2 separate regions of the Mus musculus genome follow, and region 1 is linked to region 2. Evidence: chromatin loops called from intact Hi-C (ENCODE). Cell type or tissue: left cerebral cortex. All regions are shown on one strand. Links, peaks and the distances in the headings refer to the core of each region. The heading gives the core; the rest is flanking DNA. Region 1 holds the start of Gm11465 (a long non-coding RNA gene). Region 2 overlaps Zmynd8 (zinc finger, MYND-type containing 8).

Region 1 (9,921 bases), core at 377-8,376, 57 kb after region 2:
CAGAAGAGAAAGGGGGCCTTTGCCAGGAAAACTGAGGAAGTCCGAATCCAGTGTGGGCTTTATAAATCCAGGACATTTAGATGTGCCAAGTCGGACAGAAGCAGGCAGCCTAGAGAGGGGTGAAGGGGGGTGGGGTGAAGTAGGGCTGCATAAGGATTCTTGAAATCTAAAACTCTTAAAATGAGCTTACTCTAAAACCAGGACTCAAAAGGGGAGAACGGCTCCCTCAGAATGGACAGCCACCGAAAGCCTTTCTAGCAACATCTGTGTTGAATCTGTGTGATCCGGAGCAGGCTGCCAGAACCCAGGACAGCATGTTCCAGAAAGACAGAGACACAAACTCCCAAGGACAAACAGAAGGACACAGGGAACAAAGCTGGGAAGAGATGGTACAGGTGAACGGGTGTCACAGGGAAATGGAGAGGCAGGTCCTGGTGACATTGGAGACGACAAGCAGAAGGATACGAGAAGGTGGGTGGAGGGAAGATAACCTGAGTGAGGACAGGTGCCTGTGTACACGTGCACACACGGATGGAGTCTCGAGGTCAACCTCAGGCCTTACTCAGGTGCTGTCTGTCTGTCCACCCACTGTATTTCCCCAGAGGCCTCACACTGAGACCAGAGACTCAAGGCAGGATTTTTACATAAGTTCTGGACATGACCTCAGGGCCTCAGCAAGCACTTTCCCACTTGAGCCATCCCCTCAGCCCTACAGAACGGTCCTCAGTGCCCTGGGGAAGTCATCCAGAGCTGGCAAGCAGACAGAGGGAAAACAGCATTTCATTACGAACCAGGCACTTCTTGGTGTGTAATGACAGAAAAGGTCTCCACAGTGGGCAAGACAGGCAGGTCCCTGGGGACTTTTCCCAAGTTGGTGGCCTATGACTGTGGTCCTTCTGGAGGTTTTACTCTGCCTCCTGAGGAGAGTCCAGGAATGAGGAAGTCTCGACACAGCCTCCCTGACTGAACACCCATTAGAGACTCTGGTGTTCTCACCTGCAGGGTGGGGTACCACTCACCCCAGAAGGGGATTAGACAGGCCAAACACTAGAAGGCTCCTGTGTTGTCCCACAAGCCTTCAAACATACCAGTACCTTTATCCTAGACAGCCTTAGGTAGGAGGCACCTGAAATAGCAAGTACACACCTTTAACTCCAGCACTCAGGAGGCAGAGGCAGAGGCAGAGGCAGGTGGATTTCTGTGAGTTCAAAACCAACAGGATCTACAGAGTGAGTTCTAAGCCAGCCAGAGCTGTGTCGTGAGACCCTGCCTCCAAAAAGAAAAAGAAAGGGAAGTAAACAGAAGACAGATGGACAGACAGACAAAGATGAAGACCCAACACCACCCGGCCCCCCTCTTTATGGATTCTCTCTCCCTCATCCTCTCTTCTCTGTCCCGTGTCATCAGAACACGTCTCATAGGCCAATCCTGATCACAGCAGCAGGCCTTCAAGGGGCTGCCTCAGTCAGTCCTGACCGACTGTCTGCAAAGGCTCTGGTGGGAAGCCACACCCTGCCCCAGCTCCCTGGGTTCCTCGCCACTTGGAACAATGAAACTCAGATGACCTATACATGCTGGGACAGCTGAGGCAGGGGACAAGCCAATGAGCCTCGCCTCTTCCTCCTCCTCCTCCTCTTCCTCTTTCCTCCTCCTCTTCCTCTTCCTCCTCCTCCCATTCCCTCCTCCCAGCCAGCTCTGTGTGACCACCTGACCCCTAGTTTGACCCAAATAATAGACCGCCTTTTCTTTTCTTTTTTTTAAAGCTCTAGGATGCTCTCTTTTCTTTCAGGCGCCTCTAGGAAGTGCTATTTTATGACTTCCTGGCCAGATGAGAGCCTCCTCCTGGAAGGATCTGTAACAACCCTCCCCGCAGCCCCTCCCACCTCCCAGACACAGCCTGGAGCTGCAGCAGAGGGAACAGACCAGCTCAGCACAGCCGCTAGGCTATTGTGGCAAACCCGTGACAGTCCTCCAAAGGGCTGCTGGTCAGAGCGCCCAAGGCACAAGCAAATACCCCCCTTGGGGTGCCCCACAAACTCTCACTGAGCAGCAAGGCAGGCCCAGGCCACTACAGGCTCCCCCTCTCAGCAAACAGAATAAACAGAGAAGAGACCAAGGTTTGCTCCCAACACAGGCACTGGCCTCCTCATTCCCTTGTAATTGCCAACCAAGGCCACCATTTTCCAATGAAGCTGGTCCACTCCACCCCACCGATTGCCCAGAGGCCTGCTGTTACCATCAGGAAGCCTGCCACAGCTGCAGACCTCAGTGGCGTCTGCAGAAAGCACATTTAGACTCCTGTGAGAATCGCTCTGGGAAAGAGACTGGCGGGCAGGCACCCACAGCCCCAGACACACACCCAAAATTTACCACAGGGCAATGCCGGGCAAGTCGGCACACCTACACAGGCAGGGCAGGGAAGGACGTTAGACTGAACCATGTCTCCAGAAATTAGGTCCATCCATCAAAAGACCCTACAGTGTCTCGGCCGGCTGGCGGCTCAGAGAGCCATGTGTCACCTCTCTCCAACAACAAAAGAAATCCCCCTCTCCTGGAGGTCGCAGTAGATAATCTGAGATTTTTGACTCACCTTTGGAGCGAGTAGAGATATCCATTCCCTCCACCACCTCCTGCTCGGTTTTTATTTCCTCTTCAGCCAAGCTGAAATAGAATAGATTATGTATGTTAGGGTAGGCTGCAAATGGTCTCTGTGGGGGCAGCTGCTGCGAAGCCAGAGAGCAAAACCGCCTTCTCTCAGGGCCATCCTTCCTTATGGAAAGGGGGTGGGGGGTGGGGGAGGGGACACACCTGACTTCAACCAAGTGCAAAGATGCCAAAGGACTTCTTTAAAATACCAGAATACTAAAAATACGTTCTTAAAAAGTCAAATTAATATTTCAGTCGTCGTACCTAATTCATTAAGAGGTTGTAAGGGACGTGGTTTTTAGTTTAGAAACTCAAGTACCACCTACCAGCTTCAATCCTAAAGAGCCCAGCCTTCAAATTAGCAAGTCTCTCATTGCTAACACCAGGGAGCCACTGAAGGTAGGTTAGAGAAACCTTTCGGAGGCACCTAGAATTCTACCAGTGGTTCCCTGCCTCCCCCATCCTGAACCGAACAGCTCCCCAGTGAGTCAGGAACATGGGGTGAAAAAAAAAGAAAGACATACCGGTTAAATTACAAAGTAGAAAAACATGGCCAGATTCTAGCAGCCTTTATCACAGGCATCAGGACCCTAGGGTCTCTGGGCAGTCTCAATCCCACCAGGCATGGCTTCCTTCTGAACTGTGACTAATTACACTTCAGCACAGAGAGTGGAATGAGGAAGGATTATTTAAAGGACGCAGGCTGAGTGGAAAGCTGGGCTAAGAAAGGAGAAAGGCAGGCCCCCCTTAGCTAGGAAGGTCTGTCACCCAGAACCTTCTCTGCCTCCCCGTTGGAACACAGGTTCAACAGAGCAGGCCCTGTCAACCTAACACTTCACAAGCCAAGCAGAAGGAAAAGCAGATAGAGCTGCTGTTATAGGCAAGTGCTAGAATGTCTCAGGCATTCCAAGATGCTGCTTTAGGGAGATGCTAAGCAACCGCTCTAGGTGCCATCCCAGCAGAGCAGGGTTCAGCAAGAAGAAAATAGGCGCATCACCAATGGACATGGCTGGAATTTTCCATTGGGAAGGCAAGAGAGGAAAACAGCTGAGAAGGCTGTGCTGTCTGCGTCCCGTGCTCTGTGTCAGAAAGGCAGCCTCCAGCCTGGAAGCTTGGGGTAAGATGGAGTCCTGTTTGGGAGAGCTCCAGGTGTGTAGGGGAGGACAAAACTCAAGACAGGAACTAGGCAGAAAAAGAAAAGATTATTGCACACGACAGGAGCTGAGAGTCCCCTGACTTTAACTAGTCCCAAGAGAGAAGAGAGAGAAAGGTAGTTTGGGTCTAAATTTGAAAATTAACACACTTAGCATTCTGATACAGAGCCTAGGTAACAATTTCATTTAGTCTGCATCTATCTGTAGAGAGACCAATGTCCCAAATCACCAAGGAGATAATGACACATTGTTCACAGGTGATCCTTCTCAAAAGAAGCCTGATTGCCAGACCTGAGCATGTCACCAACATGGAACAATCCAGGGGACATGGACAAGATGCACCTTCTACTCCAGCTTCAGGAGAACACCTGCAACTCAGAAACACTGCCTGAACCACACTGGTCATCTGCCTGGGTGCTGCTGAAAGGGCGGTTCTTGCAGCCAGAGGTGAGGTAGATGGTTAACTTTAAAAGCACAGCCCATAACCTTGATCTTCCTAGCAACTGGCATTCTGTTGCCCTCTCTAGCATGAGGCATGAAAAATGGATCCCGCCCATATTTTGAACGAGCGATGAGGTACAACACTAATTTGTGCTCCAACTGAAAAGTACCAGTGGGGAAAGAAACAATTATGAATCTCAGAGCTAACATACAACACACACACACACACACACAAAAGACTGGAGACCCACTTGAAGGATTTCTGCTATGATGGAAACAGTCAAAGGTGTATTGATCAAGGAAGAGGACCCGCACTGAAGAGAACAATTACGTGGCTGAATACTTCAGGCAGGAATGCAGCTGAGAAGCAAGGAAAATGCAAAGCAGTTTCGTGGTGGCTGCTGAGTTTAAGATAATCAATTCTGAAACAGAAGTGGGGGGTAAGCTGTTTCATCTCCCCAAGCATCACAAGTGACCGCCACAGCCACCTGACTTAGCAACAGCACCATCAATTTTTGAGCCTAGAATCTTCCAGCACTACTGAGGAAAACCATCTTTTTCCCACAACTGCAAGCCATCCCTTCAAAGGCAACCCCCATCTGTGCGAGTACATGTGTGCACACACACACACACATCACACATGCACGCACAAGTGCACAACTTGTATTTGACTACATTGACGATTGCAGTGTCTGAATTTAAAGGGGGTGGGGGAAGAGAAAGAAAGAATACTTGGTTTACAAAAGCAAAGACCAAAATTCAAAACTAGTCATTTTGAACAGCCACATCTGAGGGCCTACCCTTTGCCCACACCACAATCTCGGCTTTCTTTCTCTTTTGCTTTTTCTTTCTGTTGTTGTTGTTGTTGCTCAGGGTTAAGCCCGGGTGTGTTACTGGAAAGGAAGAACTATAAATAATCATATCAAAAGTGCTGATGAGAAAGAGTCGTATCTTTCCAAATGCCCCCACAGATCTTGGGCAATTTAGTTTAAGAGCTGTTTAGAGATTGTGGGGTGGAAGTAGGGGGCGGGCAGCCAAATAACAATCTTTAGAAAGAAAACTGCAGCTGGAGAAAATACTTTGAACTTTTGCCATTAACACATTAAAAGTCTTAGCATATGCAGCCGCTCCCCTCCCACCCCCACCCCCACCCCCCACCCCCCCACCCCCCACCCCCGCCCGCCCGCACCCCTGTTTGCCACACAGCCTGCCCTCTGCCCCGACTGCTAGAATCCAACAACCCTGATCATTTCCATCCACAAAGACACAAGTCCCATTTCCAAACTGACATTTCTATTTTGTAAAGGTCTGGTAAAGGGTGAATGGACACATAGAGAACAGAGCGAAATAAGCCAAGAAGAAGGAAAAAAAAAAATTATCAACTAGTTGCATACATTGTATAGGCACGAGCATCAGGACTAAGCTCATATTTACCCAACGCACTTGCTGGGGGGATCCACAAACTGCTACATTTCAGGCACCGGAAAGAAGAACCAAAACCTGCCAACACGGTCAAGTCCATCTCGTCCCCTTGCCCAAAAAGAAGACTCCCACATAACTCCTTCCCTGAGCAAGAAATCTGGGCTTCTAAACCTACACGCACTGGGGAGGGAGAAAGAAGCAATTAAAAGTTGCATATGCGCTACTCTGCACTCCTGTCCTTCCAGGAACCCTTAGCCCTTCTGATTCTTCATTCTGAGGACTCAGGGATGGTCCGGGTTTCCCAGGCATCTCACCCCTTCAACACTTGGTTCCAAAAGGGTAAGAGAGAAGGAAAAGCCTCGCTATGTGACAGGGTGTTAGGGGAGATCCTGGATGGAGATACAATAGGCAGATCCTGCTTCTCCCAAGTGTCCTTACGGCTTGACTTTATAACAATCTGTAAGGCAGCAAGAACACAGAACCAGCATGCACAAGACCTCGCTGCCCTAGTCAGAAGAATATCACACAGCAATTCAGGAAATCATGCAACCAGTCCCAAGCGCTTCCCCTAGGTTTTACGTTCATTCAAAAAGACCAAAAGGGTCCAGACTGTAAGAAATAGTTGATACCCAAGCCACAGCATCCTCCCCCCATGTCACCACCGTCAGCATCGAGATGTAAAGGGGGGGGGGGAAGGAACAAAAACAAAACCAAACCAAGCATGCTCCTCTCAATCTGCAAAGAAATTCCTTTAATTGGGGGAGGGGGGACGGTTAGCAAATCTGCAATCACTCACCTAAAACGGGCAGTCATCGGAGCTAAGCTATTTATGCAGGATTCTTAAAATGGCGGCTGGCAACAGTGCCTCATTCCTGTATTGAACTAAAATGGTAGCAGTGTGTTCAATAGCTGAGCTCATGTTTAAGGAGCCCTGCTAGCTCCAAAGCCGCCTTCATAAACATCAGAACTAGGAAACGCTCCACCAAAGGACACCAACAATCCAACGTTTGAAGAATAAAAAAAGAAGGAAGGGGGGAAAAAAAAAACAACAAACTGCAGTCAGTGGCAGGGAGACTTAGTGAAGTCACAGGTTCCTAAGGAAAAGCCTTCCCTTTCAGGCGTCCAGCCTTCCTCGGGAGACTGTGCTGGGGCCCCCTTACCCTGCACTGAGGTGAGTGGAAGGTTAGGAATTACGCGGTCCCCTGGCATAATGTGAAGACAGACAGGTGTCTCTGCAAGGCTGATCTGTCCTAGAGAGCAGGCTGCAGCGGGAGGAAGCTCGTGTGCCCTTCTGAGTCCAGAGCAGCACAGCTCCACATCACTTCTCCAGGTGAATAAGAAATCTCCCAGAACAGCAGGCATCTAAGACGCCAAAGCTACAGGGCTGCACCTCTGTCTGAGGCCAGGGTAAAAATGTAGAAAGTCTGTGAGCCTAAAATCTGCCACCACCAAATAACAGCAGCCACTCCTGAAGCCGGGGATCAGCAAGGACAGACAGCCCTCAAATCTACAGAGGACTGACCCAAGTCCACGGAAGACTCTCACAAAAGAGGTTTCTGTCCACCTCCCCCACACACACACACACAGAGTCGGGGGGCAGGGGTAACAATGCATCTTGTAAAAGCCCCCTTCACAGGCCGAACTATTAATAATAGCCTCATGGTGGCCAATGTTATTGACTGCTAAGGTCTGAGAGTTTCAGAATCCCTCTAGCACTAGGAGCAAGGAGCTTCAAGGTGACACCTTTTCAGCACCTAGGAGAAAGAAGGGCGCCATGCCCAAGGCTGAGCCGGGCGAGGCCTGGCCGCTGGCTGGGAGCCGGCCTGCAGGTAGGTGATCCGGGTAGGAAGGCCGGCCTGGCAGCCTGCGAGCTGCAGCGTTGGCAGGGCCTCCCTGTTTGTCTGGAAGGGAGAGCTGAAGCCGAGGAGGGGGAAGGGCAGCCCGACTGAGCCCAGCAACCTGAGGCCAAGGGTAACTCCTGAGTTGCTTTTGCATTTGAAGAACAACCATGAAGGCTTCTAAACCCACCACTGCCTTTCGCATCTGAGCCATGGAGAGGGGGCCCCTTGAATGTGTCTTTCTTCTCAGGGTCAACCAGAGGCAAAGAGATCCAGGGACTGGCAACCGGGTGCCTCGGTCAGAGGAGCCAGGAGGGGAAAGAAAGCAAACAGAAACAAAAGAGATCACACATTTGAGTAGGTTGGACTTCCCAAACATAGCCTGCCTCCAGGGTTACCACCAGCACCCAGCCTTCTAAAATATGGCACCACACACACACACACACACACACACACACACACACACACACACCTTTTACTTAGGACCGGATGCTGCACAGGCTCTGGAAGAAAGAGGAAGGCCATTCTTTTTATCTCTAATTTATAATCCAAGGGAACTCAGTGCTTTCTTTCTGACTCAAATCTTTGTCGTCGATTATTAAAGTAGCTAGACTTGGCTGCAACATTTCTGCAATGTTCTTGCTCTACAATTAGGGGAAGGGAGAAAAAAAAAAAACCCTGAAGAAAGTTTAGTGAGTGATTATATGTAATTAATTCCTAGTTAAGACGGAGCACTGACCATTTTCTGGAGCTAATAAAAGCAGTTGCTCCCCTCCCCCCACATGAATGCCACTTCATCTCCCAAAGCAGAATGGCGTACCCATCTCAGAAGGTCTTAAACGGGGGAAAGAGGGTGGGGAGAAGGCTGAGAGGTGAGAGGGAGGGAGTCACTGAAGGGAAAGGGGGGGGGGAGAGAAGAGAGGGAGAGGAAGGGGGTAGAGGGAGAGAAGGAGATGGGGGTGGGGGTGGGGAGAGAGTTGAGTAGGGGAGCTGGAGGGAGAGTGGGATGGAGGGGGAGGGGGAGAGGGGGGGAGAGAGAGAGAGAGAGAGAGCGAGCGTGCATCAGTGTCTGTATCTGTCCCTTTGCAGCTGTGCATCCTCTTTGGGGACCAAGAAGGCAGGAGGAAAAAGGAAAACAGCCCATCCGTTTGGTTTTCGCCTCGGCAATCTGCACAAGTGTTGAACCCTCCACCTGGATGAGGGAAAGCGAAGTGGGGGATGGGGGAGTCCTAAGGATGGAATGCAAGAGACTCCTCAGCTTGGCCACCTGCTTTTCCTAAAAGGAACAACAACAACAAATGGTAGAAATTTCCAGAAGTCCTTACTCAGGCCACTGCAAATGCCAATCTTTAACCTTTCCCCTAAATCTGCTGGCTTAAGAGAACAGGAAGAAAGGGGAACCCCGTTGGGCTAATCTGTGGGCCTGCACTAAGATCCCACCCGGTCCAACTGCAATGCAGACTTTTTTTTTTAGTTCCCCCTTTAGTAACTGGAAAAGAATGCTACTTCGAAAGCAATTAACTTTTTACCAACCCCAGGCACTGTGGTGGCCACGAGGAAAAGCAGCCAGCTTGAGTCAGGGCTGGGAAATTGGCTGAGGTTCACACTCACAAACAGATCCTGGCTTCCCAAACCTGTAGGAGCCATTTTAATGCGTGCTCTTAGAGGACAAACGCTTTGCCCTCAAGTTTCCTTTCAGCCCAAGAAGTTACGCAAAGGCTGAGAGAGGCAAACCAGGAGGTTGGTGACTAGCCACTGGATCTGCAGAGGCCTCAAGAAACTCAGTTTGTAATTTCCACTTACAGCAAGGAGATAAGAATAAAGAGAGTAACAGAACTTGTGTGCGGCTAAGGCACTGCTTAAAGAACATTATACCCCACCTGTGTTTGACTCGGCGACACCGGCCTGCCCCACACAGACTGCCCAGTTGATAATTTAGTCCGTCTCTCTTTACTAAGTGAACCTTTTTCAACTGATGTCAAAGCTTCAGCTGCCTGAACACTAGAAGAAAAAAAGTCAAGAGTCTGTGCCGTTGGCCTAGGATAACCACTGCTCAGAGACAGCCCTTCCATGCAGCCTGACTGGGTCTCAAAGCAGGAACTAGATGTGGTGAGTTTCCAGGTGGACCCTGAAGGTGAGGACTTTAAGATTCTAGCTGCAGCCTCAAAAGTAGGGCAAATGCAAAGCCAACATGTACAGGGGTGTGTGGCCCAGACTTTCAGGGAGGTGAAGGCTGTATCTAGTGGTCAGTGGGTTCTAAGCCAAACCTAGTTTGGGAGTGGCTAGGCTTCTGTTCTAGATGTAAACACCATAAAACTTACATATGAAAACACAAGGCGCACATGCAGGCACATGCCCTGTGTGTGTGTGGGGGGGGGGGGCTCTGGAACCCTGGAAGGACAAAACAGCTTTGCTCACAT
Region 2 (9,921 bases), core at 1,235-9,234:
AAATAACTCTGGCTGCAGCACATTCTAACTATCCACAGAGATGGAGGTCCCGGCAGCTGGTGAGGTCCCAGCGAGCCACGCCTTCTCTCCAGGTGCATCTCCAGAGACTAGCACCCCCCAGTGCCAGCAGCCGGGACGCACCTAGCTGTGCTTTGCAACTCTCTATGGTCTTGTCCAGGTTGAGCTGGAACCGGCTTCGAATCTGCCGCTTGGGAGAGATGAGAGGGACGGGGGCTGACTGCTGCTGGACCGACTCGCTCAGCTCCTTCAGGTCCATCTCGGCCTTGCTTCGATCTGGAAGACACCAGTATAGCCTCAATCAGACCAGGTTCTCACACTCCACCACCCACCACTCAGGTGAGCAGGGTGCTAATTACGTTTTTATATTCAGCCACAGCAGCATCCAGCTGCCCAGAGAAAACAGCATGCCCGCTGTGGCGTGGCGGAGAGCAACAGGAAACACGTGGCGGGCAGGCTAACTCCCCCCCCCCCCCCCCCCCCCCGGCCCCGGCCCCGAAAGGATTGAGTATAGAAAATGCTTATCCCAGCTGCTGGTAACATTCGCGGGCTCAGCTGCATTGAGAGAGCTGCCAATAATCTATCCAACCTCAATTAACAGGAGGGAAACACCTGCCTGGCTGGGGTCTAAAGACAGCTTCCTTCTGGCATGAGACATGGTACCCCCAAGAGGACAGACACCCTGAGCATGTCCCTGCAGTCTCCAGAGCTTAACTTCCATTTCCCTGTCTGTCCTGGCTAAGGACTTAACAACAAAGATAGGAATTAGGGAACCTGTCCTTTCTAGCTTGGGCGTCAGCACCCAAGGCAGGTTGGGAGAGAGGCAGGGGACAACTCCTGTGGTACTGACCTGGGCTGAAAAGTCTTCTCAGGCGAGCCAGGTCAGCCTGACACTCAGGTCTCCGGTTCCCTGGCTACCTCTGGCAAGATGCTGGCTGCCAGACCAGCTAGACCAGATTTCCAAAGACTAGTGAGTTCCCTGAATTGTATGTAGCTCAGTGCCCAAAGAGGAGAGGAGGCGGTGGTGCAGAAGGGAGCTTTGCTGGGGCTTTGAAAGCCCTTTGGTTGATCTGTTCTCCGCAACATCACCTCCAAACCACCCCAGCTGACCCCAGATTCTATCAGTGACAGAAACACCCCTTCCAAGCCCATTCCCTCTGGATCTGAGCTGCCTTTCTGTTACCACAAACCCTGGGCCTCCCTCCACTGCTGTCAGAGAGGCCACTCAGCAATCTGAGAGCCGGACAGGAGGAGCTGTTCCTGATTTTGATCCCAGCCAGGCCCCTTCCCGTGACACAGCATCCCCCAACATCATTCAGCTCCTGGCAGCCCCTGCCAGCCCACACATACACAGTCAGACAGAAAGCCCCAAAGAGCTGTGACCCATTCGTTACCACAATGATGGCCCCCACTGGGAGAGAATCCGCCCCCAACACGAGACCACGGACACACAAATGTATGTAGCAAATGTTCACAGCAAGTGGAGACACGACACGTGAACACATGCACACATATGTGTTCTTGTGTGCATCTAGGATCCGCTGGAATAGTATGTCTGTGATCCAGAGGGAAGCAAGTCCCACCTGCAGGTCTGCTCTTGCTTTCTGGACCTAACACCCATCTTGATGGCCTCCACTCCATGTGTTCCGTGAGCACACTCAAGCATGCTTCCGGGGGCTTTCAGAGATGAGGAGAGAGCATTAAGTCTTCCAGAGAAAGAGATGGAAGCTATTCTCCTTCGTCCACCTTTGTCCCCAAGCACCTGAAGCCCATACCTCAGCCGGTCTGGAGGACCCGGGTTGGGAAATCAGGACCAGGGGACAGTTTGCCTTAACCACTATAAGCCCACATCACAGGAAGACAGCTGGACCTGGCCTGCCGATGGGGCTGTGGACAGGTGTGTAAGAGCACACACTCTCCTTAGCATTCCCTTAAGGTGGGCGGGTGATTGCCAGGAGTTCAAGGACAGCTTGACCTACACAGCAAACAGGGAGCCTCTGCCTCTGCCTACTGTGTGTGCCTATGTCTCAAAGGCTAAACTCTTAATAGGAGAATCCAAAGTACCCATTTTACAAAGCAAGGCATCCCTTGGCCAGTAAGCTATTTTATCCTGTAAGAAGAAAGCGACCAAGGCATGAGGGCTGGGATCAAGACTAAGGCCAAGGCTTTTGGAGACGTAATGACCCATCCTGGAGTGCTGGCTGGGGCATGCCTCTCCTCCTGCAGGAGAGAGCATCAGCTCTTCTCACACTGTCCTTCTAGGCTGGGGTGGGCTCCAGCTCCCCTAGGCTACCAGCATTTTGAATGCTTCAGCTCCTGCTATAAATGGAAGCCAGAGAGAACAAATAGCCATGCTAGATAAAGGCTCCTCCATTTCTGTGAGGGAGAACAGAGCTGAACAGCGACATCACGGGGGCAACTTGGCAGCATCTCTAAATGCGCACGAAGCCCGTGAGGCCTCCTGCCCTCCCTTCCCCTTCTATGGATTTGCCTCCTATGTGGGCAGAAATGCCTACACTGTAGCTATGTCGGAATGGACAACTACGTCATGCCCATAGGGATGAAGGCTCCAGATTACCCTCAAATGGCACCGGGATAAACAGGAGTGCCGAAAACACAGCGGGGGAAAGATTCCTAGGTTGGCATCAAACGGCAACCCATTCTAGGAAAAGGAAACCAGGGGCATAGCCAAGGTTGGGGTGGGCAGAAAGAGACAGGACGGGAATATGATTACAGGTGTTCCTGAGGTGCTCAGCATCAGTGCTGACGGCAGGGGACATGGGGACATGGGGCTAAGGCCGTCTTAGTCCTAGTGGTGGGGAGTGCTGTCCCACCGGTGCAGTGGTGTAAAACCCCACTGTCTGCTCGCTCCAGCCAGGGGCAGCCACATCCTAGAGAACAAACACTGCCAGGGATGAGACTCAGACCTCAGACACAGAGGAGAGGGAGGGCAGGTGGCAATGTCACCTGGGAGACAGGGATGGAGATGGAGGCTCTCTCTGACCTACAGTGATGCTCTTCCCGAGGCTGGCAGGACCATTGCCGGAGGACAAGGACACACTGGCATTGTCCAGAGTGCCAACTTCCTCGGCTTCCCCTGTCCATGGGTGAGATAAGCAGGAGGGCCAAAAGTTCAAGGCCTGCCTTGACTTGAGGTCGGTATAGCTATATGACAACCAGTCTCAAAAAAAAAAAACCCAAAAAAACAAAAAACAAAATCAGAAAAGGCCCATCAAAGGGGATTGGCCATGAAAGGCATCACACTGACAAACCTACCAGCCTGGGTCTGGCCCTGGGACCTGGGAGGAAAGAACAGCTCCCCACGCTGCCCTTTGACCCCTACAGATTCATGCAAAATGTGTGTGAGAGAGAAAGATAGAGGGAGGGAGGGGCCTTTAATCCAAGCACTCAAGAGACAAGGGCAGGCAGATTGCCAAGTTCAAGGCCGGCCAAGGCTACATAGTGAGCCCCTACTTTATGGGGAAGTGATTTGCCCCATGTCTCCAGTTTGGCCCTGCTTAGCTGGACAGTGGTTTCTCACCATCAGTCTCCAGGACTCTCTCACCGCACATGAGTGGATACAGAATCACGCACACTCCCCTCCTCCCTCCAACCTTCCCCCCCCCACCACCACCACGCACAGCATTCTCCAGGGTCCCCAGTGGAGCCCCTACCTATGAGGCTGAAACCCCACCCTAGGAACCCACCCACGTGTCTGACGCTTTCAACCTGACTGAATGAAATGAGACATGTACTCTAGAAGGAATTATGGGGGTTGGAGGGGTCACAGGACAAAAATCATGGATTCCCCAGAGCCACCTTTGAGCCACCACTGCTGTACCTCAAGCTTCAAAGACCCAGGATACCACAAGGATGCCCAGTGGGCTCCGTGGTTTACGGAATAAGCTATTCCTGCCAGGCGTGATTGGCAGAAAGGAAGTGTCACCACGAGAACGCCTCTGTTCCACAGAGCTTCTGTTCAGAGTGTGAAGGTGGGAGGAGGCCCTGAGAAAAGAAACCACATTTCTAGAACAAATGTCCCAAGGCAGCAATCGGGTCCCTTCTGAATCAATCGAGGAACCAGCTGGTGGCTCTGGATGGAGTCCTAGCAAGGACCCTGGCTGTCCAGCTGCAGCCATAAGGCAAGGTAGGAAACTGGACTACACCTGGTGGCCGCTAGTCCTGTTGCCCTGGGAACAAGTGGTGTGGCCTGGATGGTGCTGTGAACTCAATACCATATACAGGTGGCCTCCCTCCCCCCAAGGTGTCTGGAATATCACAACCCCTTGGCAGTGGCTTTCTCTGTGGCCTCCTGCCCCTGCTCTTCCCTCCACTGATCCCTACCTGCTCCAGTGGCCCAGGGCCCCTGCTCCTTCCGAACATTCTAAGGCTAGCTCTCAACCTCAGGGGATCCACTGGGGCTGGGTGGATCTCTGCGCTGAGGTCATCATCAGCACCAGACACTAAGCTGCACCTCCAGTCTGTAGCCACTAGGTGGCAGCATTCAATTACTCAGAAATATGGAAACTACAGGCCTATAGCAGCCAACCTGTACAGATCCCAGAAATTCTAACCTTCTGCCCCTTGCTCCCTGCTATGCAGGCCACTCTAGGCTGCATAGAAATTTAACTGCAAACTAGAACTATATGCATAGACCTTGTCTCAAACACATACACACACACACCCCATACCAAGTGGAGCCAGGCCTGGTGGCACATGCCAATAACTACACTTGGAAGGTAAAGACAGGATCATGTGATCCTGAGCTACAAGGCAAGCTCAATCCAGATGAAAGAATTCACATTTTATAAAATGAGAAATGGTTACAGAGATGCCTCCTCAGTTAAACCGCACTGGCTGTAACTTTGGAGGCTCAGGACTGAGTCCCAGCACTGCCATGGTGACTTAGAGCCATCTGCAACTCCGGTTCTGCAGAACCTCATGCCTTCTGGCCTCCACAGGCAAGAGACAGGCATGTGGCACACAGACACTCATACAGGCAGCACACCCATATTCATAAGAGAATTGAAACTGTATCAGAACACCCAGCCCAAAACAGTAAGACTTGTAAAACTTGCTTCAGTCACATGGATCTGCACAGGGTGGGACTAGCTTCCAAGAATTACTTGTAAAGACTGGCCCAGGATACTGTGGTAAAACACCTTTGCAAGCCAAGGCTCTGCCCAAGGAAGCCCCTCCTCACCCTGTTCCCCGATTTCCCCTTGCCTCCCTCTACCCACCAACGCCTTTACATTTTCTGCAGAGAGAAAGGAGAAGTTCAAGGACAAAGGGTCATTGCTGCCAGACACACACACTCACATACACACACTTCTTGAAACGCCACTGACCCAAGTTCAGGTTCAGGATGCTCCCGGTGGTGGAGGTGGAAGTCTTGTCGGGTTTTGTCATGATGGGTGTCGGCGCTTGCGGAGAGAAAGGCTTTGGGCTGCCAGACAAGCTCCCGGCTTGCCCCGTCTTGGTGGAGGCTGGAGAAGCTAGAAAAGTATGTCAGGGTTAGAAAGCTGGCTTTACAGATCAGTAAACCAATAAAGCTCCCAGGGTCGGTCGGTCGGTCGGGGCTGAGGACAGGAGAGAAGGGGTGTGGCGTGCTTCACTGCACAAGTGCTGTTCAGGGTCCTGGGTGGGACTGGGAAGATGGGCAGCCATGAACTGCCAACAAAGGGCTGTCACCAAACACAGGCTCTGAGCCAAATGGCTAGGCTGCCACTGAAATTGCATTGGCCCGTTTATGGGTTTAAGCCATAAGCAAAACCCCCCTCATATGCTGTATGCACGGGTCAGGAGCATGTAGGCATGACAGCCATTGGTAAGAGTCTGGGGACAGCTCAGAGCCTTCCCCACCTGTCTCTGACCAGCCCTGGGGAGGGCTACAGGAAAGCAAGCTGGGCATCGGGTGAAGGGGTAGAGATGTTGGCAAATTATCTCATTTCTCAGTGAGGTTCAGACTCCTGCAAGAAGGACAGACCATGTTGCCATGCCTTAGGTGTTTAAACAGGGAGAACAAAGAGGGACCACGAGCTTCCTAAAGACCCACCCAGTCCTGACCGGTTACCCTCACGCACTGCCCAGCATCGTTTCTGAGCCCTGACAAGGCAGCACCCGAAGATAGGAGATGCGAAGGAGATCTGTTCCTGACAGGAATTCCTAAATGGCCCAGGAGGGCAGTAAACAAGACACCATCAGAGACTACAGAAATGTAGGCTTGCTGTGGCGCTGTCCTGTAATCCTGGTAGTGAGGCAGCAGGTCGGGAAGACGAGTTCAAGGTTAACCTCGGCTACATAGCGGGTGGCCAGCCAGCCAGCCCTGCAGAGAGAGCCATTCTGAGGAAGAAGGCTCATGCGTTTGGCTGGGTGGGTATGACTGGTTCTGTGTTGTCTGTGTGTGTACTGAGGGTGCCTGTGAGTCCAGGTGCCCACTGAGTTCGCAAGGATCCCTCGGAACCAAAGAGATGGGAGATCTGGGAAGCAATCCTGCATCCTCAGTAAGTGCCGGGTACACCCGTGATCCCGAGCGACTTTCCTCCAGTCTTGCGATTTGATTCTTAGTATAAGGGGAAGACTCAAAACTAGAGAGACCTAGGCTCAATCAATGGTGGACACTTAACGGTTGGCCGGGACTTTTGGTAAGGTGCCTCTGTCTGCAGCTCCCTTGGGAAGAGGGATAACCTGACAGGGCCGACAAAAACATCTACATACATCGGTGACAGTGACACTGACTCAACAGTTGATGGCGTCAAGAGCACCGAGCAGTCTGTGTCAGTGTGTGTGCTTGCTCTTGTCGCCAACTTCCATTTCCTTACTAGAGTTCCTCCATGGAGACCAGTTGTGTGTGTGCCAGCCTTACCAGCACATACTGAGCAACGCACACAGTCCATTCTACTAGCCATGGCCAGGGATTCGGGCAGAGTCAGCAGTCATCTAATGCCACAGAGCCAGATGTTATGAAATAAGGGATGGGAAAATCCCCGCCATGAAGAATTATCATCTGGGGACTGGAGAGGTGGCTCAGGGGTTGAGAATGGCTGCTGCTCTTACTGAGGACCTGGGTTCAGGCGCCGGCACCCACATGTCAGATCACAACCATTTTTAATTCTAGTTCCAGGGAATCTAACACACTCCTGGTCTCTGCAGGCATGGTTTGCACATGTTACAGAGACATATATGTGAGCGAGAACTAATCCACACAAAATTATTTTTGTTTTTCTGAGGCAGGGTTTCTCTGTGGAGCCCTGGCTACACTGGAACTCACTCTGTAGACCAGGCTGGCTTCAGACTCAGATACGTGTCTGCCTCTGCCTTCTGAGAGCTGGGATTAAAGGCCTGTGCCACCACCACCCAGTTCACATGAAATTTAAACGCGTCCGCCCGTAACTCTAGTTCTGGGCAATCTGACATCCTCTTCTGGCTTCCGTGGGCAACGCATGCACGTGGTGTGCCTATCCACGCATTGGATCTAGATGTTCGTGTGCATAAATGCCTTTAAAAATAAGCTTTACACATAAATAAGAGCGGAGGAGTTTGCGCCTGGCCTCAAATGCTGCTCCTGACGAGAAGCACCTGACTCCTGGAGTAAACATGGATTCAGTCCTGGAGTGGACGCCCCTTCCCTCTGGAAATGGACCCGGAGCAGCAATTAGCTACCTATCTGCTAGGTCAGCACACAACACACAAATAAAGGAAAAAAAACCTGAGAGCTCCATTTGGTAAATATTAAAATCCATTTTACCATAGGGATTAGCAGACTGCTTGACCTAGTAAACAGGCAGCCTTCCCTTCCCCGAGGGCTGTTGCTGTGTGTGTGTGTGTGTGTGTGTGTGTGTGTGTGTGTGTGTGTGTGTGTTACTGTTATTTCCACACTACTTGCTAGAAACAGAAGCGGGACAGAGTGCTTGTCACACCAAGGGATGAGAATGAGCGAGCCGCCGTGTGAGTGTATATGCCTGCTTGTGCAGAAGAGTACGTGTGCATATTTGTACACAGGACATGGGGTGGCCTGAGGTATCCCTCCTTACCGGTTGCTTGTTTCAGTTTTGAGCCAAGGCCTCTCATTCGTCTGGAGCTACCCCCAGAGCAGGCTAGGCTAGCTGGTAGGAAGCCCGAGGGACCCAGTTGCCTCCTGCCCAGCACTGGGGTCGCAAACACACACCCCCATGCCTCACGCCTCCAATTCTTACATGGCTCCCGGGCAGCAAATCAGGTCCCCAGGTTCCTAAGACAAGTACTTTATTGAGACGTCAAGCCCCAAATGAGGCATCTTTCCGTAGAATCACTACTACAAGAACATTTTAAATAATTCATTCACTGCTGTTTGTGATAGTTAAAGACGATTCGGGGAACGGACTTTCCCCGGGGATAAAAACCAAGGCTTCTCTAGCTGCGCAGTCAGTCACATAAACAAGGAGGTTGAAACAGGGCTCCACTTGGGCCTTTAGAGATGTGATGAGGAGGTCAGACATGAAAGGTGACAGGATCCCAAACACAGAAAGCAAAGGTGTCACCACACAAAAAGTCAACCAGCGCACCATGTTTCCTTGAAAGTCAAGTTCAAAATTAAAAAGGTGGGCCAGCTATATGGCTCAGTGAATGAAGGTGCTTGCCACCAAGTCTTAGGACCAGAGATGTCTTCCATTTCTGGGACCCACATGATGGAAGGGAGGACTGGTTCTCATAGGTTTGTTCTCTGACCACCTTACATGTCAATGACAAATTTGCACAATGCATGCATATACAGGCACAGATGAATCAAAGTATAGTGGGGGAAAAAATAGGTCAGATGTGGCACACACCTTTAATCCCAGCACTCTGGTGGCAGACACAGATCTCTGTGAGTTCAAATCTTGCCTAAGGGATTGTAGAGACAGCTCAGCAGTAAACAGCACTTGTCACTCTTACAGAGGACCTGGGCTTGCTTCCCAGCACCCACGTGGTGGCTCACAACCATCAGTAACTCCAGTGCCAGGGCATCCTGATGCCTTGCTCTGGCCTCTGCAGGCAAAAAAGCATGCATGGGTGCAGGCAAAACACTCAGACGCATAAAAGCAAACACAAATAAATCTTTAATTATTTTTAAAGCCGGTCTGGTCTTTATGGTGTGTTCTAGGCCAGTCAGGGCTAGAGTGAGACCTCCCCGTTGCTGTCTCAAAAAACAAACAAACAAACAAAAAAGAGTGAATTGCAAACAGAAGCTGCACACAGCCCAAGCCCAGAGGACTCCACTCCTGAAGAAAAAAAAAAAAAAAAAACCAAGGGCAAGGCCATTGTTTGCTCTGTGTGTGTGTGTGTGTGTGTGTGTGTATGTAATGGTGTTTCATCACAACAGAAGCATACTAGATAGAGGACAGGGACACACACAATAAGCCAATACATAAAGGCTGGACAGTTGGCACATGTCTGTGTGTGTATGTATATTTGGGGCTTCCCTGTAGCAGCAATTGGACCACACTGTGTCAGAGCCAAATAACAAAAAGCCCCATACCATACCACAGTAGTTCAGGCCTTGGGGGACTTTAACAAAACAGACCAGTAGTGCTAATCAAGGGTCACCTGGGGCCACCAAGGTGGCTCAGCTGCTAAAGGCACTTGCCAGCAAGCCTGATGACCCGAGTTTAAAGCCTGAGACGAACATGGTGAAAACTGACAACGGCAAGATGTCCTCTGACCTGCACACAAGTGCTGGAGCGTGTACGTACACACACACACACACACACACACACACACACACACACAAAGTGTGAATGCCACCCAGAGAAGCACGACACCAGTGCACGTGAGCAGAAAGCTCAGAGCAGGTCAAGGCCACAACAGGTTCTCTGCTGTCCCTTGACCCTATCACCTGTCAATCACAGTCCACTCCCTCCGTGACTGTGGGTAAGTGCCTGAGGT

The links. Hi-C counts contacts between places; a loop is a spot of excess contacts. Peaks named below come from ENCODE experiments on the same cell type or tissue, not always from the same donor. Only the 100,000 strongest peaks of a DNase experiment are listed, where the experiment ranks them.
Region 1: a loop joins it to region 2, with 5 times the contacts of the local background. A loop is called at or near these places in 5 of 42 quality-filtered maps.

What each region holds. Positions count from the first base shown.
Region 1 is chr2:165,873,115-165,883,035 of GRCm38, forward strand. It overlaps Zmynd8 (zinc finger, MYND-type containing 8), which reads right to left. Exons shown (of 23, transcript NM_001363020.1): 2 at 2,591-2,661. It overlaps Gm11465 (a long non-coding RNA gene), which reads left to right and starts at 8,294. Exons shown (of 2, transcript XR_003953963.1): 1 at 8,294-8,373; 2 at 8,591-9,337. In left cerebral cortex, for the core only: a CTCF peak has its summit at 1,852; DNase peaks (open chromatin) are centred at 1,551, 1,885, 2,680, 3,107 and 10 more places; H3K4me3 peaks cover 7,401 bases; H3K27ac peaks cover 7,896 bases.
Region 2 is chr2:165,815,176-165,825,096 of GRCm38, forward strand. It overlaps Zmynd8 (zinc finger, MYND-type containing 8), which reads right to left. Exons shown (of 23, transcript NM_001363020.1): 12 at 5,367-5,513; 13 at 142-294. Among named protein-coding and RNA genes, the nearest start is that of Gm11465, 61 kb to the right of the region's middle. In left cerebral cortex, for the core only: a CTCF peak has its summit at 4,499 (motif pointing right); DNase peaks (open chromatin) are centred at 2,486, 3,353, 3,992, 4,475 and 2 more places; H3K27ac peaks cover 7,074 bases.